Linked DNA regions of Homo sapiens: region 2 is linked to region 1. Evidence: chromatin loops called from intact Hi-C (ENCODE). Cell type or tissue: MCF 10A. All regions are shown on one strand. Links, peaks and the distances in the headings refer to the core of each region. The heading gives the core; the rest is flanking DNA.

Region 1 (6,484 bases), core at 1,472-3,971:
TAACTCACGATCTTCCTGTGCCCAACTGTCACCGGATACCTGCAAGCGAGTTCACTGGAACCTCATCATTTTCAGCACTGCACAAACCCTTCTTCAGCTTATAGCATAAACACTATTCTATAAAATCCCCACCAAGCCTTTGTCTCCTTGCAGTCAGCTCCTCTCTTGCTGATTCTGTCTGTTGCTTTCTTACAACGTATTTTCCTACTTCCTCTAATAAATCTGCCTTTCTTTGCCTACCACTGTCTTGATAAATTATTTTACCCCTGCACCACCGGCCCAGGCAGTCACTGCTCACCCACAACAAAAATAGGACTGAGTTACTGGACACCCAGTTTGTGTTTGGAGAGTTGCAGAACCCTTGGTCGTTGGTGTGGAAAAAACCAACACACTGGTGTGAGTCAGAAGTGTTGTGAATTAAAAAAGACCTGTGTGTGTGTGTGTGTGTGTGTGTGTTTACAATTGCATCTCTATCTACAGAGAGAAGGAATGATGAGGCAAATATGGTAAAATGTGAAAAATTGGAGAATCTGGCTGAAGGGTGTCAGGAGCTCTTTCTATGCTTTTTGTAATTCTGGAAAAAATGCTGTTTTGTTAGTGTCCTTTGTGCCGCATGACACACTGCTCCGTCTCATGGAAGGAACCACCTCTTTCACCCAGTTTTTCCACTGGCAATGACTTTGTATTCTTCAAATTTAATTTGAACACATTATACCAGGTGTATATATACCAGGATATGTAGGTGTAATAGTTCTCAACGCTGTGTAACAAATTATCACACACTTATGATTTAAAACAACACTTCACCAGCTCACAGGTCTGTGGCTCAGAATTTTGCAATGGCATGGCTGGGTTCTCTACTCAGAGTCACACAAACATAAAATCAAGATGTTGACAGGCTGAGTCTTCCTCTGAAGGCTCTAGGTAAATATTTGCTTCCCAGCTCATTATTCTTGTGTCAGAATCCAGTTCCTTGTAGCCATGGGCCTAGGGTACATGTCTCCTCACTGACTGACTACAGGCACTCTGCTGTCTTCTAGGCCAGCAGAGCCAGAGAAGGGTTTATGTGACTAGGTTAGCCGACAGGAGAGTCTCCCTATCTGAGGTCAAACATACTGCGTAACCTAACCTAATCACAAGAGTAAAATTTGTCACAAAAGACATTAAGTGAAAATTCATAGTCCCAGGATGTGCATGATCTTCAGGGATGTCTTATGATTCTGCCTACCACATATTTCTATTGATAAGAACTTAACATATTTTACAAATCACAAACCAAACTGTAATGGATTAGTCAATACTTGCTGCTAGGAAAATTATTGATCTTATTGAGGGAAAATAAATCAGCTTTCTAGTCTAACTTCATGTTACATATCAAGATAAATGTTGAATGGATTAAAAGGTGAAATATAAATCTGAAATCATAGAAGTATTAGAAAAACTGTAGGTGAATAGTTACCTTTCTTTTGCATAGGGGTAGGAGATTTTGCATAAAAAATAGCAAAAAAACTAATAGAACTGAAATTACTATAAACAAAATTAAATAATGCAGTAAGCAAAAGGGGAAATGTTGACATCAAATAGGAGAAAGTTTATTTATAATATTTCAAGAACTCACAAATTTGGTGAGAAAACCCTAATTGTAAAATAGGCCAGGTGTGGTGGCTCATGCTTGTAATCCCAAGACTTTGGGAGGCTGAGACAGGAGGATTGCTTGAGCCCAGAAGTTCAAGACCTGCCTGGTCAACATGGCAAAACCCTGTCTCTACTAAAAATACAAAAATTAGCTAGGCATGGTGGTGCACACCTGTAGTCCCAGCTACTCAGGAGGCTGAAATGGGAGAATCACTTTAGCTCAGGAAAGCAGAGGTTGCAGTAAGCCGAGATGGTGCCACTGCACTCCAGCCTGGTCAACAGAGCAAGACCCTGTCTCAAAGAAAAAGAAAAGAAAAGAAAAAAATAAACAAGAGACAGAACCTTCAAAAAAGAAGAAACAAATATGCAAACAAGTGCCTGTATGAATGTTTGCGCTCACAGTCATTAAAGAAGTTCAGATTTGAGCCACACTGGAATGGCATGTTTTACCCAAGAAATTGTAAACATTGAAAATGCTAGCAGTCTATGACAGCAAGGATGGCATAGGAAGCCCACTCCACTCACTCTACTATTGTTGAAATTGAGAATTGGGACAACATATCTGAAAATGAGAATTTAACAATGTGTATCAAGAAATTAAAAATTATTTAAATCTCTGACCTAGTCGTTCCACTTCTAAAAGTATATGCAAGGGAAATTAAATGAAAAAGAGACAAAATTATATCCACACAGTGATGACAAGAGTGCTGTTTCTAATGGTCAAAAAATGGGAACAGCCTAAAAATCCAACAGTAAACTATGATTTGGAGACGGAGTATTATGTAGCCATCAAAAAAGAGTTTGTGAATAATTTTTATGGAAAAGGGCTTTTTGAAAGCATAAACTTTTGAGAAAGACTGAAAAGAAAAGCAAAATATTAACTGTGGTGTCTGTGGAAATATGGTTTGGTTTCATTTCCTGCACTCTGCAAAATTTTCTCTCGGGGTATTCTTAACCTGGAGTTATGGGCCCCCTGGTGGTGAAGGGGATCTATAAAAACCCTCAACAATCGTATATTGGGTGTATGTGCAATTTTCCCACATATAAAACAAGCCCTTGAAATGAAATTATGTGGGCTCTAACCACCAAGAAAGCTGAGTCATTTTTTTCCTCAAGAAAGCAAAGACCCTGAGGACCTACACGTTCTCTTCCCCAGCACAGCCTACCATTTCCAGGGGCAAAAGAGAACCACGGTGCCCCACAAATCCCACCTGCCAAGAATCTGTCCCAGGCAGTGTCTCTAGAGCTTCTGGGCAGGTGGAGGAGGCTGCAGGGAGCTGCAAAGAAAAACCAACTTTCCATTTGGCATTTGCAAAGCCTTGACACAGAACCAGGTTTGTCTTTGTTTTTTGCTTGTTTTTTTGTTTCTTTGTTAGCTTTTGCACCTTTTTGTAGGTGCATTTTTTTTCAAAGGCAGAGAATTTCCTTGCTCATTCCCCTTGTCTGCCTGAAAGATGCAGATGGAATGTGTACCTGTATCCCCAGTGGAGATTCGTTCAGAGTCCTGAGCCTGCAGAATTACCTGCACTTGTTCCTGCTTCACGAAATCACAAGAATAAAAATGTTAGCAATCTCATCTTTGTCTGTGAATCAGTTACTCTGAGAGTGTCTTAGGCAAAGGCTTTTGGAATTCCCTTTTGCCCTAGAAGCCTGACCTGCAGAGGTGTGCACCCCACACTCACCATTGTTGCTCCTGCTGAGCTGCCTGCCCTGGGCTTGAACGACCAGAGGCTGAATGACCAGACAAATCAATAAGATCCAATGGGCCGAGGTGACACATAGCCCCCAGTGCCAGTCTACAGGCTCTGCACAGATGCCGATAGGTCATTTTTAATCATGATTTTCGATTTTTCAACCCCAGAATGCCTTATACACCCAAGTCTCACCGTGCGGATTCCCTTCTTTAGAAATTACAGCGCTGCATGGAAAGAGGCTGCCGGCAGGCTTGTGCTGCCTGGGTCAGCGTCCTCCATGTGCCACTGATCAGGGCTGAGAAGGCTTCGCAGAGCGCATCTCGGTGTCTTTCCAAAAGCCCAAAACTCTGTATTATGTGGCATCCTCAGACTGGTCTAGGAGAGCCCAGAGCTCCCCAGCTCCTCCTGAGATCAGCTTTTCGGGGGTTGAGAGGGAAAACACAACACTGAAACACGCACACAACTGACAATAATATCCTTCCTCTGCTGGCAGCCGAGTCCTGAGAATGAGTTTGAATAGTTTGGGAATGCCCCGGCCCACTGACCTTTCACCCAGCCGCAGATGGTAGACTTTTATTTTTATTTTTACCAACTCTTGCTCCTGCTCCTGATCCCTTAAGGTTTGAACTCTGTCCTACATGTTGTTCCCCTCTGTGTGCCCATTGCTGCAGGTTCATTATACAGGTAAACTCGTGCACAGGGGTTTGGTATACAGGTTATTTTGTCACCCAGGTACTAAGCATAGAACCCACCAGTGATTTTTTTGTAATCCAGCCCTAAACCTAAAATAAAAGTTGAAAAAAAAAACACAAAAAACTACCTATCAGGTACTATGCTCACTGCCTGGGTGATGATATCATGGTAGTACTCACCCCCAAACCTCAGCAACATGCAATTTATCCATGTAACAAACCCACATACATGCTCCCTGAACCTAAAAACATAAAATAAAATAAAAAAATAAAAGAACCCTGTCCTACATGGATAGAAATTATTTCAAAACATACCTCAAAAATGCCAGGACCTCATGCTCATTTGCCACTTGGTTAAGTCACAGTTATCCTATGTGACTGTTAGATGAGTTTCCTTCAAACGTGAGCCCTCTTCTTAACAGAGAGTTGTTCCTGACTTGGAAACTCTGCTTTTCAGTGGACCATAAGGTGCCCCTCACTCATTGCAAAGCGCAGGGAGGTTCTTGAGCTCTCCTGGCTGGAACACAGCAGGCAATTTCCTCCGTGAAGCTTAACTTTTATTTTATATAAAAACAGATAAATTGTATGTACAACATATAATTTTTAACTTACAACAAAGTATAGCTACATAATTTTATAGTGGGGTTTTGTGATGACACATTAGGTCAAAGTAAAGAGCACAAAGTTGAACTACAATGCCGCCAGTTGCAACGCTGCCCACACGAAGGGAGCTGGTCCACAGTCATATGTATGGCACGTTCGTGTCCTCACAGCAACGACACAGCTTCTGAGCTCCATCCTCTGCCTGGAACCAAGCAAGTCTATTTTGCTGCTAATAGTAAGGCCCATCTCAATTTCAGAATTTGTGTTAAAGAATGAAAGAATTCTGTGTTGAGACTCAACAAAATACTGTTGTCGAAATGTGCGCAGCTGCTGCAGGGTCCTCATTCACTGGCCTTGCCAGGAAGCCACAGAGTCGGCAGGCAGAAAACGATGCCCACATTGAGTGGAGAATTTCTGTTTCTAATGAAATCTTCCACGCAGTTGATGGCCTGCATACCCTGGCCTATTTTCCACAGCAAACAGAGTCCTTCCAAAAGATTCATCAACTTAGCAGCATGCATTACATATACACACGATAGACCCTTTCCCCCTCCATTACTGCCTCTCAGCTGACTGCATTTGGCCTGAGACAACTTCATGGCTAGAAAAATCAATAGTGTGGAGGGCAGCCACGCCTTGCCAGTGGATCCATTATCTGTCTCTTTCCTATCTCCATTAATAGAGGGAAATGTTTTCTTAGTGTTATGCGAATTAGAGAAAGAAGCAGTGTCTGCCACAGAATATTGTATTTGTTGAAATTGCCTCTTTGGTGGAAATTTGCCATAAAGTATGTCTGACCAAAGGCTAAAATCACCCAATATTCCTGATTCACTTTCCCTCTTCCTGCTCCCAAGAGAGCATCGGCATTGGAGGTGCATGCTCTCCAGGGGACATGGATGAGAGTGAGGCAGGATATTTTCTTGACCCTTTTGCAGGACTCACGAGAAGGGTGCCCCTTTTACTCAGCTGACCATGCTCAACCCCTCGCAGGAGGGAGCACATGAGCGAACCAGTGCAGGAACCAGCCCGCCAATTCTGGCTTCTGTGCAGACAAGAGCAAACTCGGTTTACTCCAGCCCACCACACTCCATTTCTTGCCAGAGGGAGCGAGTAGGCAAGCCAATGCAGGAACCAGCTGGCCATTTTGGCGCCAGCAGAGAAAACTCAGTGCAGGCCCTGCGTCAGCATCCAGGTGGGGGCGCCTGCGATCCCAAGGCCCCAGAGGGCATGTTGCAATACTTAGTTCTACTGTCCACAGACAGCAGTGTGTTATCAGCTCAGTGGGCCTTTTGTCTCGCTGCGTGGGGCAGCTGCCCTCCACCAGTGAGGGCAAAGGGCCAGTGTGACAGCCTTTTTGGTACCCACATTTGGTAGGTCTTGAATTCTTGTCCAGTTCCAAGAAGAATGCGGTCACATGAACAAATTGAAGGATGATGAATGTGGAAATTTTATTGAGTGATGAGAGTGGCTCTCAGCAGAGAGTGGAACTGGAAAGGGGATGGAAAGGACAGGTCACTCTCCCCTGAAGTCAAGCAGCCTCTCTGCCTCCCTCCTCTGAAATCAAGTTGCCTCTCTCTGAAGTACAGCTGCTTCTCTCTACCAGCTAAATCTGGGGTCCTTATAAGCACAGGATGGGGGGTGGGGCAGGCCATAAGTAGTTTTGGAAAAGGCAACATTCAAATGGAAAAAACACATTACTCAGAAAAAACTAATAGGGAGAGAGTAGGCAAAGAGGGACGGAAGTTCTCACTTTAAGCCGTGGGTGTCAGGCTTTTTGGCTTGAAAGTGGGGCTTCACCAGGGACCAACTCCTGTCTGTCTAGAGTTTCTCTGCCTCCTGCCTCTATCAAGAGGAAATAGT
Region 2 (6,484 bases), core at 2,252-4,751, 130 kb before region 1:
AATTTGATTCAGAAATTTATATTGATCTGGTTAAAACCATTTATTTTAAGAGTTTTTTAAGTTATAAAATTGCCTAGTAGATGTTTTTGAATTATCTTTAAACATTATTATCTGGAGAATTTTGATAAGCACAAGAGTATAATCCTGATTTTTACATATGACCCTTTCTTCATACTATATCCCTATAATTACTTTAGATTTCAGACACCCTTTATTTTATATCACCTGGAGACCATTTGCAGTTGCCTTAAACATGTAGATGAACATTCTACGTGCATATAAGGAAAAAACAGGCTTCTTTTTAAAACTGCAGGTCAATTCCCTGCCAATTTAGAAAGAATCAAGCCTGAATACTTAAAGGTACAGCTCCAGCCATGTGAATTTTAGATGAGGGAGAAAAAAAATCTCTATTTTTCTTGAAGATTTTAAATTATTATTTGGGCTTGTGTTTCTCAAGTTAAAAAACAAAACAGTGTTTACTATTCAGGTCCTGTTATCACTCTTCTACTCAAAAAAGAAAAGGAAGAAAAGAAGAAATCAAAAGGCAGCTCTGGATTAACAAAGTCATGAAAAGGCTTCCAGATAAAAATCTCAGTTTCAAAAAGTGATTTAATATCTTCATAAAATGGACATAGAAATGCCTCTGAAATTGGGTTGTATGTGACATATTTCATAAAGTTTACTGATCCAAGACTCAATTAAATCTAAAAGGTCAGAACTGCCACCAAGCCCTCTCTGTGCTGCTCAGCTGAGCCTCCCTCACCAAAGGGACCCCTAAGATTTGGGCTCCTTGATCAGCCCCACACATAACTACTGAGCCCAACTGCATGTTCCCTAGAAAGCCATGCCTGGGCTGAGCCTTTGATGACCGGGCTTCTTACAAAGCCCCATCTAGACATTGACAAGGCGACTCGTTTCTGTCCAGTGTGAATCTGGGATGGTCTTGCAATAATAATATAAAAATTTGGCCAGTGTATTACCAAGTATTTTATTTTTTGTATTCTGATGCTTTGACATCTTGGGAGCTGCTGGCCCTGGAGGAACTGTTCTCCCCACCCCAGCCCCAAGAACCAGCTAATTCCTAGAGGGAGTAAAGGACCCCTGTGAGTACACCTTTCATATGTAAAACAACCAACCCAGAGCCCACACCCCACTGCCCCCTCTATGGGGCTCTCATACTCTGGGCCACTATCCCCTTACCCCAATCACCCCAGGGCAGGTACCAGACAACCAGGGAGAGTCCCTCCACCCCAGAGCCCACTGAAATGATTCATACTAGCCAATCCCAAGCCTGCTTACCCTGCCTCACCAGTCCCTTCCCACAAAAACAAAACAAAACAAAATAAAGGCTCTTGCCCACAGTACCCTCGATTCCTCTGCCTATGGCCTATCTTGGTATTTCCATATATACCTCGTGGCATGGTGTGGGCTCTCTTCTTGGGAACTGTGAGAAACTATCTTTTCAATGGCAGTCGTATTCTTACCTGTTGGCGTTACTATGCCTCAAATTTTCTCCCACTGCGCTATATTTCAAAACAGCCAGGGAAGGCCAGGCGCGGTGGCTCACGCCTGTAATCCCAGCTCTTTGGGAGGCCGAGGCAGGCGGATCACGAGGTCAGGAGATCGAGACCATCCTGGCTAACACGGTGAAACCCCGTCTCTACTAAAAATACAAAAAATTAGCCAGGCGTGGTGGTGGATGTGTGGCTGTGGTCCCAGCTACTCGGGAGGCTGAGGCAGGAGAATGGCGTGAACCCGGGAGGCGGAGCTTGCAGTGAGCCGAGATCAGCCACTGCACTCCAGCCTGGGCGACAGAGCAAGACTCCGTCTCAAAAAAAAAAAAAAAAAAAAAAACAGCCAGGGAAATAAATTTTCTTTCAACATGTATTAATACATAGAAGGAGTTAAGATGAAGGGAGTTGCCCAATAAGGAAGCTCTGTCCTTTAAGCCCAGGGCAAGAAGGGTCTGGACAGAGCATTTCTGGCTTGATTCCATGGGACCCTCCCCTGGCCGTCTCTGCTGGCTCACACAGCATCCAGTTGCTCAAGGTTCCCTCTGTCTGAACACTTCTCCCTGCAGTCCCAGTGACTGAAGCACTCGGATCTTCTTTTGGGCGGTCTTGAAGTTGATGATAATCTCCATCTGCCTGAGTTAGGAAAACATTTTCTGATGAAGGACTTGGCAGGAACGTGCTTGTGCCTGTCAAAGCTAGTGAGCCCTGAGCTGATGAGGAAAATAAGTGCTGATATGTGACTGAGGACTGTTCTCACATCCCAGACAGTTCGTGTGGACTCCCAGAAATAACTGATTACATTTATTCTTGCTTTAGGACAAAGAACATGGGAAATATTCTTTTTTTAATTTGCCAAGTGGCTGATATATTTTTCCTCACCCCGGCTTTATTGAGGTATAATTAACAAATAGAAATATATTGAAATCAGCATGTTGAAGAGATGTGGGCACTCCAATGTTCATTGCGGCATTATTCACAATCGATAAGATATGGAAGCAGCCCAGGTGTCCACCATCAGATGGATGGATAAGGAATGTGTGATCTATATACTCAAGGGAGTACTGTTTAGCCTTTAAAAAGATGGAAATCTTGTTATTTGAGACAACATGATAAACCTGGAGTACATTATGCAGCATGAAATAAGCCAGGCACAGAAAGGCAAGTATTGCATGATATCACTTATATGTGGAATCTAAAAAAGTTGAACTCATAGAAGTGGAAATAGAATGTGGTTACCAAAAGCTGGGGGAGAGGAGTGTATGAAGAAATGAGAGATGTTGATCAAAAGGTACAAAGTTTCAGTTAAATAAGGAGGAATAAGTGTTAGTGACCTATTGCACAGAATGGTGACTATATTTACAATGCATTATATATTTTAAAATTGCCAAGAGAGTAGATTTAAAATATTTTCACCACAAAAATGAAAAGCATGTGATGAATTTGTTAATGAGCCTGAATTAATCATTCCACATTGTAAACATATATCAAAATATCACTTTGTGCCCCATAAATATATAGAACTATTATGTCAATTAAAAATAAAATTTTAAAAATTAATATTAGAAATTACATATATTTACACGATGTTTTTAATATATGTATATATAATGAAATTATCAAATCAAGAAAATTAACATATACATCACTTTATATACTTTTTTTTGGGGGTGGTGAAAACATTGAAGACCTACTGTCTTAGTCAATTTCAAATATACAATGAAGCATTATTAACCATTGTCACCAAACTGTACAGTAAATCTCCAGAACTTATTTATCCTCCATAACTGAAAGTTGTACCCTTTGACCAAGATCTCCCCATCCCTCACAAAACACCCAGCCTCTGGTAACTACCATTCAACTCTGCTTCTGTAACTGAAATGCAGCTTAGTTGCTTGCTGCATTTAGAGTCCAGTTAAAAAAAGTAAGATCTGATACCTAAAAAAGTGAATTTCTTCCGAAGCTAGCTTGGGGAAGAGGCACAGATGTCCTACTGTACTGCTTCACCTTTGGAGCAGAAAGCGGGCACTTTTATAAGGTGGCGGGGTGGGGAATGAGCAAGGGCAGGGTTCCCCCTGTTAGGTTGGTGCCTTGTCTATCTACAGTTGAGTTGGCACCTTCCTGGGCAGATGTAAGTTGTAAAAGTGGCCAAGCAGGCATGCTTTCCATATGCCCTCTAGTGGATCAAAGTTCTGAGGCAACCCCCTACAAGTGAAAGTTCCATGGGGTATGCTTTGGTCTGCAAATCAACTGTCAACTCTCCAGGAGAGATCCATCTTGGAGTGCATAGTTAGATGAACTTGCCCTGTAAGGAATGTCTGGTGAGGGGGGAGGTGAAAGGTTACATTTGCATTTCTGAAGGGCTAGGTAGGAAATAGGGAGCCAGGGAAGTGAGAAAAAAAGTGATAGAGGGAAAAAAAAATAAACCACCTCTTAAAAAAATGGGGGTACTCCCTTACACTCCTCTGAGTTGGACTTTCTTAGATTCCACAGATGAGTAAGATCATGTGGCATGTATCTTTCTATGCCTGGCTTATTTCATTTTGCGTAATGTCCTCCAGGTTCATCTATATTGTCCCAAATGATAATATTTCATTTTCTTAGGCTGAATAGTATTCCATTGTGTATATGATACTATATTTTCTTTATCCATTAATGAAAAATGTTCTGTGATTATGTCATATTGTACTGTGTTGTGTTGTACTATCCTACTTGCCATGGACCTTCATATCTCCCTACTTTCTGTTTGCAATAAAATTAATCTAGGCTCTCAGGAAGGACCTAAGCGTGTGTGTGTATTGGCTTTGTTTTGCACAACCTTCCACATCTTGTGGAAATAAGGAGTCATAACAGGAAAATCCCTCTTAATGCTGTGCCCTCAATATTTGTCAATGAAGATTCCATTACTCTGTTTAGCATGTGTTAGAAATGGTGTTAGAGCCAGAGCTCCACAGAGTGGGAATGTAGGACTCCTTTATTGTACCTTGTCAATCCTGTGATGTAGGACTTTGTTGTAGGTGGAAATATGAAGTCAGCTAGATGGCCTGGGGCCCAGTCCTGGCTCTATCCTGTCAGAGGCATTTAAACCAGAGCAACTCCATCTTGAATACAGGCTGGGTACAATAAGGCTGAGACCTACTGGGCTGCATTTCCAGGAGGTTAAGGCATTCTTAGTCATAGGATGAGATAGGAGGTCAGCACAAGATACAGGTCACAAAGACCTTGCTGATAAAACAGCTTGCAGTAAAGAAGTCAGACAAAACCCACCAAAACCAAGATGGTGGCCAGAGTGACCTCCGGTCATCCTCACTGCTCATTATACACTAATTATAATGCATTAGCATGTTAAGAAACACTCCCACCAGTGCCATGGCAGTTTACAAATACCATGAAAAAGGGAGGAAGTTACCCTATATGGTCTAAAAGGGGGAGGAACCCTCAGTACTGGGAATTTTCCACTCCTTAATCAGAAAACTCATGAATAGTCCACCCCTTGTTTAGCATATAATCAAGAAGTAATGGTAAGTTAAGCAGCTTGAGTAGCTCATGCCACTGCTCTGCCTATGGGGTAATCATTCTTTATTTCTTTACTTTCTTAATAAACTTGATTTCACTTTACTCTATGGACTCACCCTGAATTCTTTCTTGCATGAGATTCAAGAACCCTCTCTTGGGGTCTGGATAGGGGCCCCTTTTTGGTAACAACCTTGTACTACAAAAAAGGAACAGTGCTGTTAAGTCCCCATTGGAGGCAGGATTTTGGGATGTTATTCCATTTCTGCAAGCATAATAAAATATATGCATTGGCCTTTGTTCCTGGCTCCTGGCACATAGCTCCTAAAACCCACAGAGTCTCCTGAGTGATGAGTGTCTTTTATATGCTGATGTAAGATGACTGGTGGGTGTGGCCCCGGATAGCTTCAGGATAGGGGTCCGGTTGCCAGAAAAAACAACCCTGGAATTAGAGGGTTAGAACTTTCAGTCCCACCCACTCTGGGGGAGGAGAGTGGGGCTGGAAATTGAGTTCAGCCACCAATGGCCAACGACTTAATCAACCATGCCTATGTAACAAAACCTCTACAAAACCCCTTAATGATGGGGCTCAGAGAAATTATGGGTTGGTAAATGCTCAATGTGCTGGGAGATGAGGTGCCTTGGAGAGGGCACGAAAGTACCATGTTCCTTACTCCCCATACCTTGCCCTATGCATCTCTTTCATCTGGCCATTCTTTTTTTTTCTTTTCCTTTTTCTTTTTTTTTTTTTTTTGAGGGAGTCCCACTCTGTTGCCCAGGCTGGACTGCAGCGGTGTGATCTCGGCTCTCGCAACCTCCGCCTCACAGGTTCAAGCGATTCTCCTGTCTCAGCCTCCTGAGTAGCTGAAATTACAGGCACACACCACCATGACCGGCTACTTTTTCTGTATTTTTAGTAGAAATGGGGTTTCATCATGTTGGCCAGGCTGGTCTCGAACTCCTGACCTCAGGTGATCTGCCCACCTCAGCCTCCCAAAGTGCTGGGATTTCAGGCATGAGCCACTGCCCGAGGCCCCATCTGGCCATTCTTAAGTTGTATCCTTTATAATAAGCTGGTAAACATAAGTAAACTGTTTTCCTGAGTTCTGTGAGTTATTCTGCAAATTCTCAAACCAGGTGGTGGGGGGAGGGAGGATATCAAGGGAACCCCTGAATCTGTAGCCAGCTAAGCAGAAGTGTGGATAATCTGAGCACTCCACTGTGGCTGGCATCCAAAGTAGGGGCAGTCTTGTGGGTCTGAGCCCTTTACCTTTGGGTCTGCAATAACTCTAGGAGTTAGTGACAGGATGAGATAAATTGTAGGACACCCAGTTGGTGTCCATAGAGTTGGGGGAGTAATATTGAAAAAGATACAACTACTTGAGGTCAGGGAAAAAACATGAAAATTTCAAACTTAAATCAACCCTTCAGGTTAACTATTATATTACAAATTTGTAGAT

The links. Hi-C counts contacts between places; a loop is a spot of excess contacts. Peaks named below come from ENCODE experiments on the same cell type or tissue, not always from the same donor. Only the 100,000 strongest peaks of a DNase experiment are listed, where the experiment ranks them.
Region 2: a loop joins it to region 1, with 9 times the contacts of the local background. A loop is called at or near these places in 21 of 110 quality-filtered maps.

What each region holds. Positions count from the first base shown.
Region 1 is chr9:88,590,111-88,596,594 of GRCh38, reverse strand. No RefSeq gene overlaps it. Among named protein-coding and RNA genes, the nearest start is that of NXNL2, 58 kb to the right of the region's middle. RefSeq lists an enhancer at 2,535-2,694. In MCF 10A, for the core only: a CTCF peak has its summit at 2,639 (motif pointing left); a DNase peak (open chromatin) is centred at 2,604.
Region 2 is chr9:88,720,177-88,726,660 of GRCh38, reverse strand. No RefSeq gene overlaps it. Among named protein-coding and RNA genes, the nearest start is that of MIR4289, 22 kb to the left of the region's middle. In MCF 10A, for the core only: a CTCF peak has its summit at 3,717 (motif pointing left); a DNase peak (open chromatin) is centred at 3,670.